Regions from separate parts of the Mus musculus genome. Here region 1 is linked to region 2. Evidence: chromatin loops called from intact Hi-C (ENCODE). Cell type or tissue: left cerebral cortex. All regions are shown on one strand. Each heading gives the region's core, and the rest is flanking DNA. Links, peaks and the distances in the headings are about the cores only. Region 1 overlaps Slc44a5 (solute carrier family 44, member 5). Region 2 holds the start of Lhx8 (LIM homeobox protein 8).

Region 1 (8,017 bases), core at 1,401-6,400, 57 kb before region 2:
GAGAGAGAGAGAGAGAGAGAGAGAGAGAGAGAGAGAGAGGAGAATGGCAGCTTGGCAGCTCTAGTGATTGAACCTAGGCCCTTGCCTGTGCTAGGAAAGCAGTCTCCCACTGAGCCCTGTCCCTGGATTGGCTGTAGTAATTCAGTGAGATCTCATACACACAGCCTCTGGTAAAGTCAAGATACAAAGGCTTCAAAGAGACATGGGGTCAGTGCATCCAATGAGCCATGATGAGTACACAGGTCTCTGATGAGAGTGAGCACAGCAGGTGTGTGCACCTATGTTAGAGACTCGGCCTTCGGAGCTTTCCCTGGAGTTCCCTTCACCTATGTCATGCCCTGGAGAACAGGTGATTTCATTAGCCCATGACCTAAAACGCACAGACAGTCTGCTTTACCGAAAGTGTCTTCTCTCCCAGTATCTCTGACAAACCTGGAGGAGGTGGGTCACCGTGGGAGAGAACAGAGCCCAGTAGCCATGCTGGGGCTGAGAGATTGTTTCTCTAGCACATGGGTCTTCAAAGAGACGGCGGTCACTTGCTGCCTCTGTCACGTGCTGAGAAAGTCCCCTGTGGGAGAAGAGCAGCTCCGTGGCAGGTGAGGGAGGAAGATGGTTGCTGAGGGAAAAATCTAGAAAATAACAAGATCTGATTTTTTTCCTAAGCATTTTAAACATCAATTTTCAATAAACAAAGAAATTGGAAAACTTTACACATTAGGTAGATTGGCTCACGTGGGACCAGGAACTTTAACCTTTGCCTAGGTTCTCTGTTTTATTTTTTTTTAATGGAGAAAAAAAAAAAACATGAAAAGATGGTTCAGCTGGTACATGTGCTTGTTGCCAAGTTTGATGACCTGAGTTCAAGCCCCTCGGTGGTAGGAAAGAACTGAGCCCTGCACGTTAACCTCTCACCTTCATACGTGAATCGCGGTCCATGCATTCGTGCATGCATACACAGAGAAATAAATGAACGTAATTAAAATACTAAAGAAAAAAAGAAAAGAAAGGGGCTGGACTGATGTTGCCATGGCTAAGAAGCACACTCTTGCAGAAGCCTGGAGTTAGATTTTCAGTGACTCCCAGCTCCCCGGTTGGGTGATTCATACCTTCTTAGAACTGTATCTCCAGGGCAACCAGACGCCGCTGGCCTCTGAACACCTGTACTCATACCCCTCTCCCACTCACCAAAAAAATAATTTTACTGACTTCAGGGTTAAGGAAAGTGCTTGCCACATAAGCAGGAAGGTCTGTGTTCAGTCTCCATAACCAGTGTAAAAAGCAGGGCATGCTTAAAATCCCAGCACTGGGAGGCAGAAAGGTAGCTCCCAGCCCTCACTGGGCAGCCTGTTGGCGTAACTGGCAAGCTCACACTCAGGCCCACGAACAACCTCACCTCAAAAGGCAAGGTGGGCAAACGGCTCCTGGGGAATGATGCCTAAGTTTGGCCTCTGATTTCCATGTGCATGTGTGCACGCACACGCACACACACACACAAGCATGTCCCACCCATAGATATGTAAGTAAATAGGTAAAAGAGTTTAACCTTTGACCCTAGTGCTGGGAAGGGCAAAATGAGAAGACAGCAGATCCAAGGCCAGGCTGGGCTAGGAGCAAGACCTTACCTGAAGATCTGAAAGGCTTGAAATATGGAATGAAATCTTTGTTCTACTTTTTTTTTTCATGGAGTTAGTGATATGGGGCAATTTGTTACTTTCCAAAATGAATAGTCATAGAGATGAGAAGCCCCCAGAAAGAGCTTCAATGCGGTGGCTTTGGAAACTAAGGTCCTACGGCTCATTCAGTGTGAGGTGTGTGTGTGTGGTGGGGGTGGGGTGGGGTGGGCCTTTCTCCCAGGCAGAGACCGGTTCCCACCTTCTCCATCACCAGCATCGCATGTTCGCCTTATATTTGACACGCTAACACTGATTTTTCTGGTTTCTCCCTGTTCGACTCTCCACTTTGTAAAATCCTGGGTCCTTGTTGTGCGGCGTCTCCCTGCCATGGCCCCACCTTGGCCACCGATATGCAGGTGAAGACCTGGAGAGGAACGATGGATCTGCAGAGAAACCTTACTTTGTAACACCCAGCCTGCACAGCATCCTGACCAAGAAGCGTCCGGGTCCCCAGAGATAGAGTAGAGAAGCTCCACACAGGAGCTTTGTGAATTAGGTTGACGGCAATATGAAAATGTTGCTTTAGAGCAGTATTTCTGCTGGCACTTGGTACCATCTGAGGGACCAGGCATTTGATAGTGGCCTCATTGACTTTGCAGACTGCGGTCCCAAGTGCAAACACCTGTAGCCGACAATGTTTTAATAACTTTTATAACTTTGCTAGCCTTTCTTTTTTTTTTTTTTATAAGTGTATGTTTGTAAAGGGTATTCAGGCAGTTTTTTTTACAACACTATAAATGTGTGATCAATTAGCCATAAAAAATATTGAGTTGTAGTTGACCAGCATATGGTACTGAATTTGTAAATATGCTGCTATGGTTATAGTTACTGTTGAAGCCGGTGAACAACTTTCTAAAACTGTGATTCAACTTGTGTTCCTGGTTTCCTAGAAAGCATATTTCAAGTGGGTGAGTTAGTCCGTGACAAGCTGTAGAAGGGCAGGTCCTGTGGGCTCAGCACTAAACCTGCTGCAGGTGGACCGAGCCTGGAGCCTCATCTCTGTTTTATCGAAATGAGACTCATGCTTGGTTGAAGTCGGAGTTTGGGGATAACCTCTCCATTACTGTGAAGCTCTGGCCACCTGAGAATATCTGAACAGAGCAGAAATGGCTGCCTCCCTCACCTCTCGCCTCCCCTGAGCTTCCTCACACAGTCATGCAGAAGGCCCGTGGATTCTCCTTTGCATGGGCACGCCCAGGCACAAGGTCGAAGTTCGACTTTTAGTGAGGGAGGAAATCGGATGAAGGTTCAGAGCAGTGGCCTCCTATCAGGTTCAGAGCAGTGGCCTCCTATCAATCAGGTATCGCTTCTGGTGCTTCCTGGGGCTATGCATGTTTCAGATCAAGAGTTCTTGCATCACCACAGCCCCAGGGCTTAGAATGGAAGCTGGTTTGTTGTGGCCATGCCTAAATCTCACACGGTGCAGAAAAGTGGGAATTGGATTCGCACGCGTTGCATGCTTTTCCCTGTGTGTAGAATTGGGCCAAGTATAAAGAGGCCCTCCACAGAGCACAGGGTTAGCCGGTGCCCTTTTGGTTTTGACACTAAACTCACGTCAGATTGTCTATATATTATTAGTGCAATGTGTGGCCATCAATATAGCCCACGCATTTGAGAGTCTGAAATATATCCTTGTGTTATAAGTTGATATAAATGCTAATTTTCTTACCCTGAAGTGTGCGAACCTAGATTTAGAATGGTGGTATGGCATCTTCCTACATAGAACCAGTAATTCCAGAAGGTTTTCGAAGTATTGGTCCACAGGAGTCACTAGCTTCTTCTTGGCTTGCTTTATTGAGATTATTAGTCCCAAATGTCACCTGTCATTTTCTTTTTCCTTGATAACAGAGAAAAGCAATCACTTATCTATTTTTCTTGCATTTTAATAGTATTTTATTTACAGCCATGCAAGGACCTCAATAAAAATCTATGGCAATGGTGACATATAGTGAGCCTGTAGCTAGCTGCAGGGTCTACCTAACTCACGAGCTTGTGTTAGGATGTGGACCACTCTCTGGACCATGATAAGACCCTCTAGTTGATTCAGATACATGCAAAAGTTGTGAAGTTGGCTATAGATCAGATATAAGAAATTATCTGTCTGGTTTGCTGTGTTATAGTATACTCCCACTCAGAAAAATAGTCTCCGTTTGTTACTTCTATAATTAAAATGCATACAGTAAGAATGAATGTTGTTTTTGAGAAGAATTTTAGAAGCCATTTTTCTTACACAGCAATTAAAGTTTTTTGAAACACAGAGCAATATTTCCAGAACTGTTTATGGAAGGATTTGAGATCACACACAAAGGTCTCTTTGCCGAGGCTTTACAATCTAAATTGCCATTGGCCAAACAAAGGCAATTTGGAAATAGATGCTGTAATTTAGAAAGTGAATTTGGATGGGGAGTAAATGTTATTTCTTAAGTCATTCTATGGAAATGCTTGAACTGTCGCCAGAACTGACCTGGGACACAGAATGAAATGATATCTTATCGATGTAATAATAAGGGCTGATTGTTTTCTCATAGCTGTTTACAATGAACGCTGATGCTGTCTAAAGGAGCGATGTTTGGCGTTGCTGTGCAGCGGGTGGGCAGCAGGTGGCGATGTTGCTCCTCCCACCGCTTCGCTGCTCTATTGACTTTGCCCTCCTCCCTCCTAGTGGAAGACCTAGAAAGAAACGAAGGCTCTCCTTCAAGACCCTATTTCGTGACTCCGGCTCTAATGAACATTTTGCTGGAGCAGGGCAAGATCAAGAAGCAGTAGGAGAGCCAGCTGGATATCCTGCTGCCTGTGTCGCCTCCCACACTGTATCCGTCCAACACACCTTCCCGTAGTGCTTTGGTTGGGGACGTTCGTATCCCCGCCTTGCTGGCTTGCTTTTGCATCTTATACCAAAGCCCCACACTGTAGCCTGTGAAGCCATCAGAAGTCACAAGGGGATTGTTAATTACATGCAACATTTTTATACTAAGATCTTTCGTTTTGTAATTTATTATTATTATTATTATTATTATTATTATTATTATCATTTTTACAGAGAGTGACTTGGATGTTTTGAAAAAAATATTGAATACATTCATAATCTTTTTAATAGTAACTCCATGAAGGATACATGATCTAAATTGATAGCTCCTAGTGTATTTTTAAAGACGACAACTAAAAGACTTCTGTAGGGAAAATTGGTAATTAAAGCAAGATAAATGTTTTTTAAGGCCCTTCCCCGCCTCCTGTTTGACAGTCAACGGGTTAAGCGGACCACCCGCTTTGGTCTTTGCATCCTGTGAGAGCTGCCAGTCAGTCCTTCAGCCCTTACCACTCAATTCTCTCAGTGCCTTCCTGGCTGGTCAGTACTTCCCGGATCTTGTGAGCAAGTGGACAGACCTCGTTTGAAAGAAATTAAACTTTAAACCCTGCAATGCTGAGTGATGACAAGTCTCATGCTTCTTTTGTTTTGTTATTTTTGTTTTGTTTTTGATGTTTTGTTTGGCTTTGTTTTGTTTTGTCTTGCTCACTGACTGGACTCCACTAGCCATGACACTACCTTTGATATCCTCCTCATCAAAGGAGTACACTGTGTGATACAAACAATTCCCCTTGTGCCTAGTGGATATTCACAAATGGGTGCCACACGCAACACGCAACACGCAAAGCAGCCTGAACGAACATGTGTTGGATTTGTCTTTGTTTTTACTAAAAGAAGTTTTAAAGTATAATCTTTTCTATAGCGGTTCCTTTGAAATATGGGTCGGCATGCACACGTCTGGTGTCTCACCCATACCTGAAGGGGAAGCCTGTGGGAGTTTCACAGGGCAACTTTCCCTCTGAGGGGAAGCTGTGTGCTGGGCTGGAAAGCCCCATTACCTGTGGCTCTTCTATCCTGTTATGGATTGTCAGTTCCACTAACTTTTATACGAAACAACCTGTTTACCTGTCAGTTTTTTATTGTGCCAATAGAAACTGGAACGGTTTTTAATTCAGTTTTGAATAATTTTATGAGGATTGCTAAGTTTTAGGAGAACTTGACTCAGTTCACCAACTCAGCAAGTCACCCGAGAAGGGGATCAGTGAGAGTCAATCAACAATACCTACTGTTGTTTATTGATGGTTTGTTGAAAACTCACTTTAGATACCTTTATACCAAAAAGCTCCCACTGGCGCCTTGCAGTGTGGGCTCACCACCCCCTACCCCCACCCCACGCCACGCCTGGTGGTTTGGGCTCTGCTGAGCCCATGGTGGTGTGGGTTGTGTAGTTAGTGTGTCTCTGCTATGCAGGAACACTGAAAGCATAGGGTCTAAATACCTTTGATAGATAAAATGGTTGATATTTAATAAAATTTGTTGGTACTTATTGTATATTTGGCTTCTTCTAATAAAGATTTCCATAAGAGACAAATAAAAGGGCTGAACTTTGATTTCTTTAAGAGCACGCTCTCTTTCTTTCTTTCTCTCTCTCTCCGTGTGTGTGTGTGCGCGTGTGTGTGCATGTGTGTGTACATGCACATTTGTGTGGGAAGCTTGCATGTCACTCTTTCTCAGGCACCATTCATATTGGGTTATTTTGTTTTGTTTTGGTTGTTTGGAAGTGTTTCATTATTAGTATTATTGTTATTATTATTATTATTATTATTATTATTATTTATTTATTTTTAAAAGTGTTTGTGAAGATTTAGAACAAGGCCATTCATTCATCTTCTATTTACAGATTAGGCTGGGTTTCCAGGCCAGTGAGCCTCACAGATCTTTCTGTCTCTGCCTCCCCAGTGCTAGGATTATAAACAAGCACCATCCTGCCTGGTTCTTGTCTGTGACTTTAGTCACACACACACACACACACACACACACACACACACACACACACCCTGCCCAGCTTTGGTTTCAGACCCATCACATATCAACAGTACCTTCTCTGTACCAAGGATCAAGATCTTCAATATCTAGATTTATTTTAAACTTTTCTGTCACCATATACTGTTGAGTGAAACCGAATACAATTACATAAGTAACTAAGTCCAAGACAGATGAATAAAAGATGGATTGGGAGGGGTGTGAGCACCGAGCAATGGATTGGGAGGGGTGTGAGCACCGAGCAATGTATTGGGAGGGGTGTGAGCACCGAGCAATGTATTGGGAGGGGTGTGAGCACCGAGCAATGTATTGGGAGGGTGTGAGCACCGAGCAATGGATTGGGAGGATGTGAGCACCGAGCAATGACCTAGCCTACCGTCTGCTCACTGTCTCATTGAGTTTCACAAGGAGAAATGATCATTTCCAAGGAGAGGATAAATGTAAAGAACAACAAAAGGTTGTTCAAAACGACTCACAGTCGTTTTCTGAAGCAAGATTAAATGTACCTAGTGCTGCTCTATTCTAAGTTGGAACAGCATGGTTTTATGGGTTGAATTATGTGGTAAATCTTCACAGTTAATTTTCTTTTAAAATATAATGCATTTCTTCCAAAGATAATTCAAAACACTATTCCTACCTTTTCTAACAATCTTAAAGTGTTATAAATCTTGTAAGATATTTGTTGATATAGGTGGTGATTTTTAAAATTTGAAATAGAAACATATGCTGTGTTTTCAGAAGAAGTCTAAGTTTGGGCTCAGTACTAGTAATGCCTACTTTTGATAAAGCATTGATATTTGCAAATAAATTGTATGAGATTGATCTGCAACTGATTTGGCTTTTCTATCTGTCAAAAAACTTAAAGAGTTTACCAGGTATGATGGTTTGTATATGCTTGGCCCAGGGAGTGGCAGGAATAGAAGGTGTGGCCCTGTTGGAGTAGGTGTGTCACTGTGGGTGTTGGTTATGAGTCTCTTATTCTAGCTGCCTAGAAGTCAGTATTCTGCTAGCAGCCTTCAGATGAAGATGTAGGTCTCTCAGCTTCTCCTGCACCATGTCTGCCTGGATGCTGCCATGTTCTCACCTTGATAAAGACTGAACCTCTGAACCTGTAAGCCAGCCCCAATTAAATGTCCTTTATAAGAGTTGTCTTGGTCATGCTGTCTGTTCACAGCAGTAAAACCCAAAGTAAGACACCAAGGGTCCAGATTAGTTGACTCTGTTGGTCTTCCTATCACTGTAGGGGCTGGAATCCTTCCTCTTGTTCTTCCATAAGAATTCCCAAGCTCTGTCCACTGTTTTGCCTCGGGTGTCAGCCTCTGTCTGAGTCAGCTCGTGAGTAAGGCCTCTCAGAGGACAGACATGCTGGACTCCTGTTTGCAAGCACAACAGAATATCATTGATAGTGTCAGGGATTGGTGCATACACAGGCTAGACCTAGACCTCCCTGTACATATGTAGCAGATGTGCAGCTTGGTCATATGTGGGTCCTGAA
Region 2 (8,017 bases), core at 1,552-6,551:
TAATGCACACTGGGTTTAGTCCCCAGTGCCAGAAACAAAACAAACACAAAATCAAGCTGAGATGATTCAGGGTAGCAACTAGTGTTAACATATTTAAATTGGAAATTATCAGAGAATGCATAGAATCTATATTCCTCACTCTCTGGAGCGAGGAGCTAAAATTCAGAGGCTTCCCAGCCACGACAAATGGCCACTTTGCCTGCCACAGAAGTGTGGACATGGGGTCTAAAACTTCCAGAAACATCTGTAGGCATTCTTAGCAAGACACAAGAGCAGAAGGGAATTTTTACGCTCCCAGTCTTAGTGATCAGATGCCCTGCTCTGTCTCCCAACTCAGTCACCGGTGGACAAGGTTAGCATATCTGCCTGTATCTACCCGGGAACTATTTTTAAAAGTGTTGCCAACTTAATTGGAGCATTAAATTCTAAAAAGGAACTTCAGAACACATTCCAAAAAAATCCAAAATCCTAAAGAAATGGATTTTAAATGAATTTTTAAAAAGAATCAAAAACTTTTCAAAGGGTGTTTAATATATAAAAAAAAGTAAAATCAACACACTGTAAGTTGAAGAGGAACCAATTGTTACTAATGCTTTTAAAATGGAAAGCAACTCTGGCAAGAACTGTACATGTTAGTAATTTTAAAGACTACTTGATTTTATAAGATAGACTGAATATTACAAAGCTGTGCTCTAAGCTGCAACCATATAGAACTCTGATAGAAGTTTCCGAAACCTCATCTACACCGTAATTAGTCGACTGTCTAGCAAAGTTCTGCTAGACAGAGCTTTGCAATGAACTTTTTCTCATTTAGGAACGCAGACAAAGAAGAGATATGACCACAATTAAAGCAGTGCTTATGATCACGTTTAGACAACTCTCCACAGAGAAGTGCATCCTGGGACACACCCGACACAAACAGCCACGGGGAGATCACTGTGAGAATTGTAACGTTTAATATCTTGTACAAAGATAGTCTCATAACCCAAAGGCAAAGAGCAGACTGCAAAATAAAGGCACGACCTCTGGCAGAGTAATTCAGTTTGTTGTATTTATGACAGTTGATTAGTTTGTTCTTTGAATAATAGTGTAGCTGATTATAGTATCCAAACGCCTGGCACCTTGATTGTGACCAGGATCGTTTCTTGCACGATGATTTCATCCCACTTCACCACTGACTTTCAACAAGAGACACTGAAGCCACTGAGTGTCAGCCACTGAGTGTCTCCATCCTTCACTGCAGATCCCAAGAGTCTCTTTTGAATGCCCCAAACTTTCACCCTCTAGTTTGGGAAAACAACCCAATATGAAGTTTTGTTTAGACAATTCCTAAAGGAAGCAAACTAACATTAATTTAGTTTTAATACAAATTATACTCCCTCCCCTGAAATTAAGAGGTTGACCCTGATGCTGAAACCTCTAATCTCAGCACCTGAGAGGGCCAACACAGGACGATCCTGAGTTGAAGGCCAACCTAGGCTACGTAGCAAAATCTGATCTAGAAAGAAATAATTTGAAATATATCCTAAAAATTACCCTTGAGTAATCAAACGGTGTGCAAAAGGCCCTGTTACAAAAGTCTTTTTAAAATAATGTCTTGGGGCGTTTATTAAAAGGAGAACTTGGCAATATACCTGAAGTAATCGAGTTTACAGAAAATGTCTTTATCCTTAATGTAGCAGCTCGTGTGCCTTCCCAGGGACGTTCTGCAGACACTGCAGGAGAGACAGCGGACATGCCAGCATAAGTCATTCACCTGCAAGGGGAGAGGGTGAGGGTGAGCAGCCCGGTCCACACTGCCACGTGCACGCTCTGAACGCTTCCACCCAAACAGCACCCTTGACATGAGCGTGCATCCGGCTGTAGCCTCTTCTAGACTCCAACAAGAACCCAGACTCCTCTAGGCCACAGTTCAAGCTTGGTTTTGTTTTTACGTGCTTTTGAAGGATTTGGGTTTTCTTCCATATTCATTTTCTCTCTCCCTTCCTCTCTGAGAAAACCTGAGAGAAGATGTTTAGTCTAGAGTCATATATACGGGTTCTGGTTCCGTCCTTACTCTAATCCTTTCTATAACTTGGTAGTTACGGAAGTCGAGACAAACCTTTTGACCTACAGTTTGGGCAAACAGCTATGAACTGTGCAATCCATCAGTAGGAACAATAAAGACAGAGAATAGATTTGTAAAACACCCCAATAGAGAAAGCAGGCAATACCCTTCCCTTACACATCAGCCCTTCCTAAGGTAGAGTGCAAAGATGCTGTGCCTCCTCCCCTAACATATACATATACATCATATACATATACATATACATATACATATACATATACATATACATATACATATACATATACATATACATATACAGCTACAGAAAGCAAAGTGCCCAGGAGGAGGATGTTGCTAGCCCAAGGAATGATGGAGCCTCTGGAGATAGGAAGATAGCAGATTATAGGTGGTTTTAAATGCACCCAGGAAATATGTTTACTTGTACTTCAAGTAGTGAGACAGTGGCATTTAATAAAGTAGGGCACTCTAGACTTTGACATGGGAACAAAACAAATGACCACTGAGGTTACCTGAGGTGGATGCTGCCCCCCTAAACACTGCAGTTCAGTCCCCCAGTGGAGACGTGTGTCCAGCTGTGCTGGCCTGCAGTGTGGATCCTGACGTGTGTTGATCAGCAGACAGGGACTACGTAGGTTTGTGCTTTCACGCTAGCAGCCAGGGTGTTTTACTGACTGAAGGAAGTTACAAATGATACTCTGAAGGAAACACTGTGATTTCTAGCTACTTATGAACCTCTTCCCTAAGCAATGTTTAATTTCTGATGAAAATTTAAGTTTGGGTCTTTCTTCAAAAGAACTATCTGTTCACTATAGAAAAATAGTTACTTGGATTAAAATAGAATAAAAAGACATTAACCAAACAGAATACTTCCTGGAAGCAGAGATGTATCTTCCTCACATTTTCCCCTAAGTTGTATCCAGTCCAAGCATCTGGAACATCCACCACTGGAGGCCTTCTTTCAATCACACCAGGCTTTTGTTTTGTTTTCTAAAACAAGGCTTTAAAACAGAGGCTGGAGTCTCTAGCTCTACAAACACCAGACCCCAGGCCTGGCTTGACACCTTTCCTCAAGGTTTCTTTTGAAAAAGAGAAGAGAGCTGCTTAACATTCCCAGTCCTTGCCAGGGAATCAGGAGGGTGGGTGGGGGGAACTCTGGGAAGGTTCTGGAACCCTTTGCTGAACTAGCATTAATCCAATATGGCTCCACACCGGGCTAGGTTAGGACAGGACTGTAGAGGGCAACAACCACAGCTGACTCTTTTGTCTGACACTGTGTGGCTGCTCCACAGGCTGGTATTTTTTTTTCATAACCTCAAAAGCTACATCTATACTGGATCAAATATTTGTTACCAGTGAGAAGTTTAGATTCAAACGTAAGATTAAGGAGCTAGCCCTTCAGCTTGGGGTAGGCGTGCTGAGAATTCCGAGTGCTTAAGTGATTGTATGGTGGAAAATTTTCAGTTAACTTATAAATCCTAGTAGAATGTGATTGTGTGTAGAAAACTTTCCTAGGTAGACTCCTGTCCAATTACAAAAGAAAACTTCACAGCACCACATAGACACACAATTTTTATATAATATGAAGACAAGCATGAACAATGTATAAAATTATGCAAGGCCAATGCTAGTGTCTGAGGCAGAATTCAGACAATATTTTAATTTTACTGTGTAGTTATCTTCCACATCTCTGCTGTGAAATGTTGAAATTGTCTTAAGTCGGGTCCAGAAACACTGCTCCAGATTCTGGTAGTCACTGAGAGCCTTGTTTCAAACAAGAAGCTGTGTTGACTCAGTGCATGGTTTTGTGGACGAAGCGAAATGGGAAATGGGATTTTAAGAATGCAGATTTAAAGAGAAAGCCAGGTTAATTTTCCGAGCTTCAAGAATCAAATAAAAACATTAGAAAATGTTTTCACTCAAGCCTCTTTCCGTGTTTTATCTGGGCTCCAGGAAGTAATATTCACGGTCCACCCAAGAAAGCAGCCTTTGAATGTTGACATTAAGTTAAAGAAACCCACTAATTCACGTTTTGATCTTTTATTCTCTGTAATTAATCCTTCTGAAAACTGAAGCTCAAGGAGGGGGACAGAAAGTGAACTGGTTTGCAACTAATTTCGTATATTGGAAAGAATTGTTTTACATAGTGGTTTTTTAAAAGCTATTGAAGTTGGAAATCCAATGTGTTCAGATTAAGACACAGGGGACCAAGATCCTGCCTGACATGACACGGGTAACTGCAGCCTGCCAGAACCTCAACTCCAAAACCTCCCACCCCGAGTGAAATATTCTGAGAAAGTTAAACCAAATTAAGACAGTCAACTCTGAAACCACCCCGTGAAACACTTCAGCTGAGGGGTTTATATGTACACCTAACTTTACAGCTAGACTGGGTACCCCCCCCCCCAAACCCTGGTAGGACATAACATCACTGTGCTTAGCAAGATCTAGGAGGTACCGAAATGGCTTCTAAAGCTTTATATAAACTTTTGCTTTGGGAAGGTTCCAGGTACCGGTAAATAAACCTATGACCACGATGCCAGTAACAGTTCAAAACTAAACATCTTTAAAGGCACTTTACAGTGTTTTTAGTTACAGAAGGAGCCGCTGCGAGAGGGAATAACACACGGAACTGGGACTAGTTAGTCTCTGTAAGACAGCAGCACGGGTGTATTGGAGAGGAGGGACCAGTTTGCAGAGTACGGGATTTTTAAGTAAGTAAAAGTCTAGACTTGGAAAACAAACAAAAGCCTATACCAGAATGGGTGGTAGTTCCTCAAGTCCTTCTTTTGCTGCTGGTGACCGAGTCCTCCGCACACTCTTGGGGTGTGTGTGGGGGAACCCTCATTTACACTGTAGACCCTATCCCTAGACTTTCACAATAAGGAAAATCCTATGGTTCCATATCATACTTCTCGCTGTGGGCCTTAAGAGTGGTGGACTAATATGCTGAGAGGTTGACACGAAGTGGGGCACTTCCCCCCCGACCTTCACACTGACTCCGTCGGGGCTCGCCTGGCCCACCATCCTACCTTGAGGAGGTATTTGTCCACAATCTCCAGGCCGCAGCTGCTGCACACACACTTGCCTGGCGGGCACACGGAGCCCGAGGCCATGGACTGGGGCGAGGACGACGGGGAAAGCGGGGCCGAGGAGGAGCAGGAGTCCTCGTCCCCGGCTCCCTCGGGATTCACCTGCAGGAACAGCCGAGCACTGGCCTTTCACGTCCCACCTCCCCACGGGGCAGCCCAAGGACTGTCCTCCGTCCCCAGCCTTCCCCATCCGCACTGTGGGGTTCCCAGACCAGCAGGACCCCTGGAGCCCCGCGCCCCGCCCCGCCCAGGGAGCTGGGGGTCCCCACTCGGGTCGCCGCCCCACTCACCAGTCCTTCTTCCCCAGCGCCTTTGCGGGTCCTCCCGGCCGCCAGGGCTGCAGGCCGCCCGCACTCCTCCGACATGAGCCCGGGGCACTGCGCCGCGAGAGCGGGAAGGCAGGGAGGGAGACAGCGGTCAGGAGCCCGCGGCGAGCACGCGGCGCCCCGCAGCCCGGGCCCCACCGCGCTCTTGAAGGGCGCGCACGAGGGCGGCGCGTGCGAGCGCCGGCACCTGAGCCCGGGCGCAGCTGGCCGGCCAGCGCGCAGCCTCCCTGGGCCGCCGCCGCCAGCGGGCGACTCGAGGACTGCGCGGCCGCTGCTCCCGGCTCGAGCCCCGCGCTCACCCCGGCGCGCCGGCCCCCGCCCCCCACCGGGGGTACCCAGCTAATAACCGGCCTCGGTGCACAAAGCGATTGCTTTCTAGACGTCAATCACCCGGGAGCGGGGAACACCCGGCTAAAGGGGGCACGGGGCGGGGGGAGGTGGAGTGAGAGAGAAGAAAAGATGACTGAGGAGGGGGTGGGGAGAGAAACTTGATTTCTTTAATAACCTCAATTAAAAGAGCAAGACACACATATATTTTTTAAAGGGGGGGCTTTTTGAATAGGATAGCCCAAAAGGTGAAGAGGTTTAATCGGATACTTGAAAGCTAATTACAGTGGGATTTAAGAAGCCTGGTGTTTGTTCCGACAATTTGAATGAAAATGCTTCAGATTAAACGGAGCCAGCAGCTCTTTGGTAAACTTGAAGCAATTAGAACCGTAAGCGATTTACACTGGTTTCTTTAAGGTGTGAATTGCCACTTAGTGCTCAGTAAGTCAACATTTTAGCTACTAAAGGATTAGTTTTAACCAGTGCAAAAGCGGGCCGAATAATGGAAATATCCAGCTGAATTTAATTTGTTCCATTAAAAAAAAAAAAAAACTCACCCAATGCGGGTCAGAATATTTTAGAGCACGCGGACGCGTCGCTCAAGTGTCCCCAATCCCTGGCTGCACTTTCAGTTTTGTTCTATAAACGAATGCAATCTCTCTGAGAAGTCTAGTTTAGGGCGAGTGGGTCCGCGGATTCCAGCAGCCCACACCCCTCGCTTTTGCGTCCCTTTGTCTCCTTTTCCTCTGTCTTCCGAAAGCTCCAGGTGAGCCAGCGGCCGCACGCCTGGGTAGCCCCGGCGCAGCTGCTCCCGGGCGCGTCTTCGTGGACAGAAAGCATCCAGACAGAAACGCTACCCGCAACCGTCAGACAAACACGAAGCCAGCACTACTCTGCCCATGTCCAGCCGATACCCCCACCCCGGCCCTGCTCTCCAACAGTTTAGGAACCGAGTTCCACCATAAAATGCGAGCACCCACGGGTCTTGCCTCCGGAGTAGGTGACAGCTTGCCAGGTCTCCCCGTTAGGCTCGCCTCGTACTGCGAAATTTGCCCTTTTGGTATTTCCAACGAAATCGTTCTTTTGTCCCTTTCTAAGAGCGGGCGGGCCCTGGAAGACTCAAGTCCCCAGGTCTGTCGCCGCCGGGTCTCAAGCCCCACATTCACCTTATCCGTGGCAAGAGCCAGCGTTCAGCAGAGCGCAGCCATTGGTATCTGGTGCCCTGAGACAAACACCTAGACCCCCGGCCCCTGCCCCAGACTGCCGCGAACAGCCCGTCACGTAGAATACAAGCAGGACTCACGTTGCCCCGTGAGCGTCTTAGGCTCCAGGTTTCGTCTCCCAAATTAGAGTGTCCATGCCTTAGGTTAAGTGAGCCCGTGGGGAGGGGACGGAGTGATTACTACCTAACGCTACTACGTAATAAAAAAAATTGTCAGGTCTGGAGACGAGGCAGTGACAGGTAGTTTCCCAGCCTGGTTTAGGGGCCGGACAACTCTCTTCTCTCAAGGAAACTCCTATTCAACAGATCCCGCCCGGTGTAGGCTCGCTTACCTTCTCGCGGGGAACCGCCAGCTCCGGCACTTCCTTTCCCTCCAGCTTACACACAAACATCTGATCGCTCTTCCAATACATGGCCCCGCAGGCGCTGCTCGTCACATACCAGCTCCAGAGGGTCAGAGGCTGTGGGTGTCCGCAGTGTCCCCTCCTCCGCCCCCAAAGGCCAAGGAAAGCTAACAGGCAGAACAGCGATGCCACCAGTGTGTCTTGTTCCAAAAAGGCCACAGTGACCGTAACCACTCTCTGACCCACTGTTCTTCCTCTCTCAGCCACACTAAGGCCTGTCCCTCCAGGAAAAGAGGGAAAGTTGTGTTTTCCAGAGGGTGGAACCTCGCAGAGAGGAGGGGGTGTGGGGGAAAAGTCTTTTCCTGAAGGGACAGCCTCACCTCCTTATGAAAAACCCGCCTTCTCTACATGTTAAGATCTTTATCTGCACCAGACAACTTACTCTGAGTTCAGTGTTAAAGGTGGGGGGGAATTGCGGATGTCCGTTAACTTGCCTTTTTTTTTTCTTTTTAAGAATAAGCTTTCTGCCTCTGAGTTGTCTTTAAATTCTCGCTCCCCAGCCAAAACCTAAACAAAGATTCGGGTTACAGCTCTTTCAGCGGCTCACGGAGGGAAAGCGGAGGTCTTCTGGATTCCCAAGT

The links. Hi-C counts contacts between places; a loop is a spot of excess contacts. Peaks named below come from ENCODE experiments on the same cell type or tissue, not always from the same donor. Only the 100,000 strongest peaks of a DNase experiment are listed, where the experiment ranks them.
Region 1: a loop joins it to region 2, with 2.4 times the contacts of the local background. A loop is called at or near these places in 2 of 42 quality-filtered maps.

The regions. Positions count from the first base shown.
Region 1 is chr3:154,265,648-154,273,664 of GRCm38, forward strand. It overlaps Slc44a5 (solute carrier family 44, member 5), which reads left to right. Exons shown (of 22, transcript NM_001081263.1): 22 at 4,336-6,075. The coding sequence ends at 4,439. Among named protein-coding and RNA genes, the nearest start is that of Lhx8, 61 kb to the right of the region's middle. In left cerebral cortex, for the core only: CTCF peaks have their summits at 4,268 (motif pointing right) and 4,467; a DNase peak (open chromatin) is centred at 4,278; H3K4me3 peaks cover 332 bases.
Region 2 is chr3:154,322,908-154,330,924 of GRCm38, forward strand. It overlaps Lhx8 (LIM homeobox protein 8), which reads right to left and starts at 7,653. Exons shown (of 9, transcript NM_010713.2): 1 at 7,365-7,653; 2 at 5,448-5,534; 3 at 5,098-5,259; 4 at 1,635-1,756. The coding sequence starts at 7,445. AI606473 (expressed sequence AI606473) reads left to right here and starts at 7,914. Exons shown (of 3, transcript NR_040387.1): 1 at 7,914-8,017. In left cerebral cortex, for the core only: no CTCF peak of the experiment used is centred there; DNase peaks (open chromatin) are centred at 4,654 and 6,310.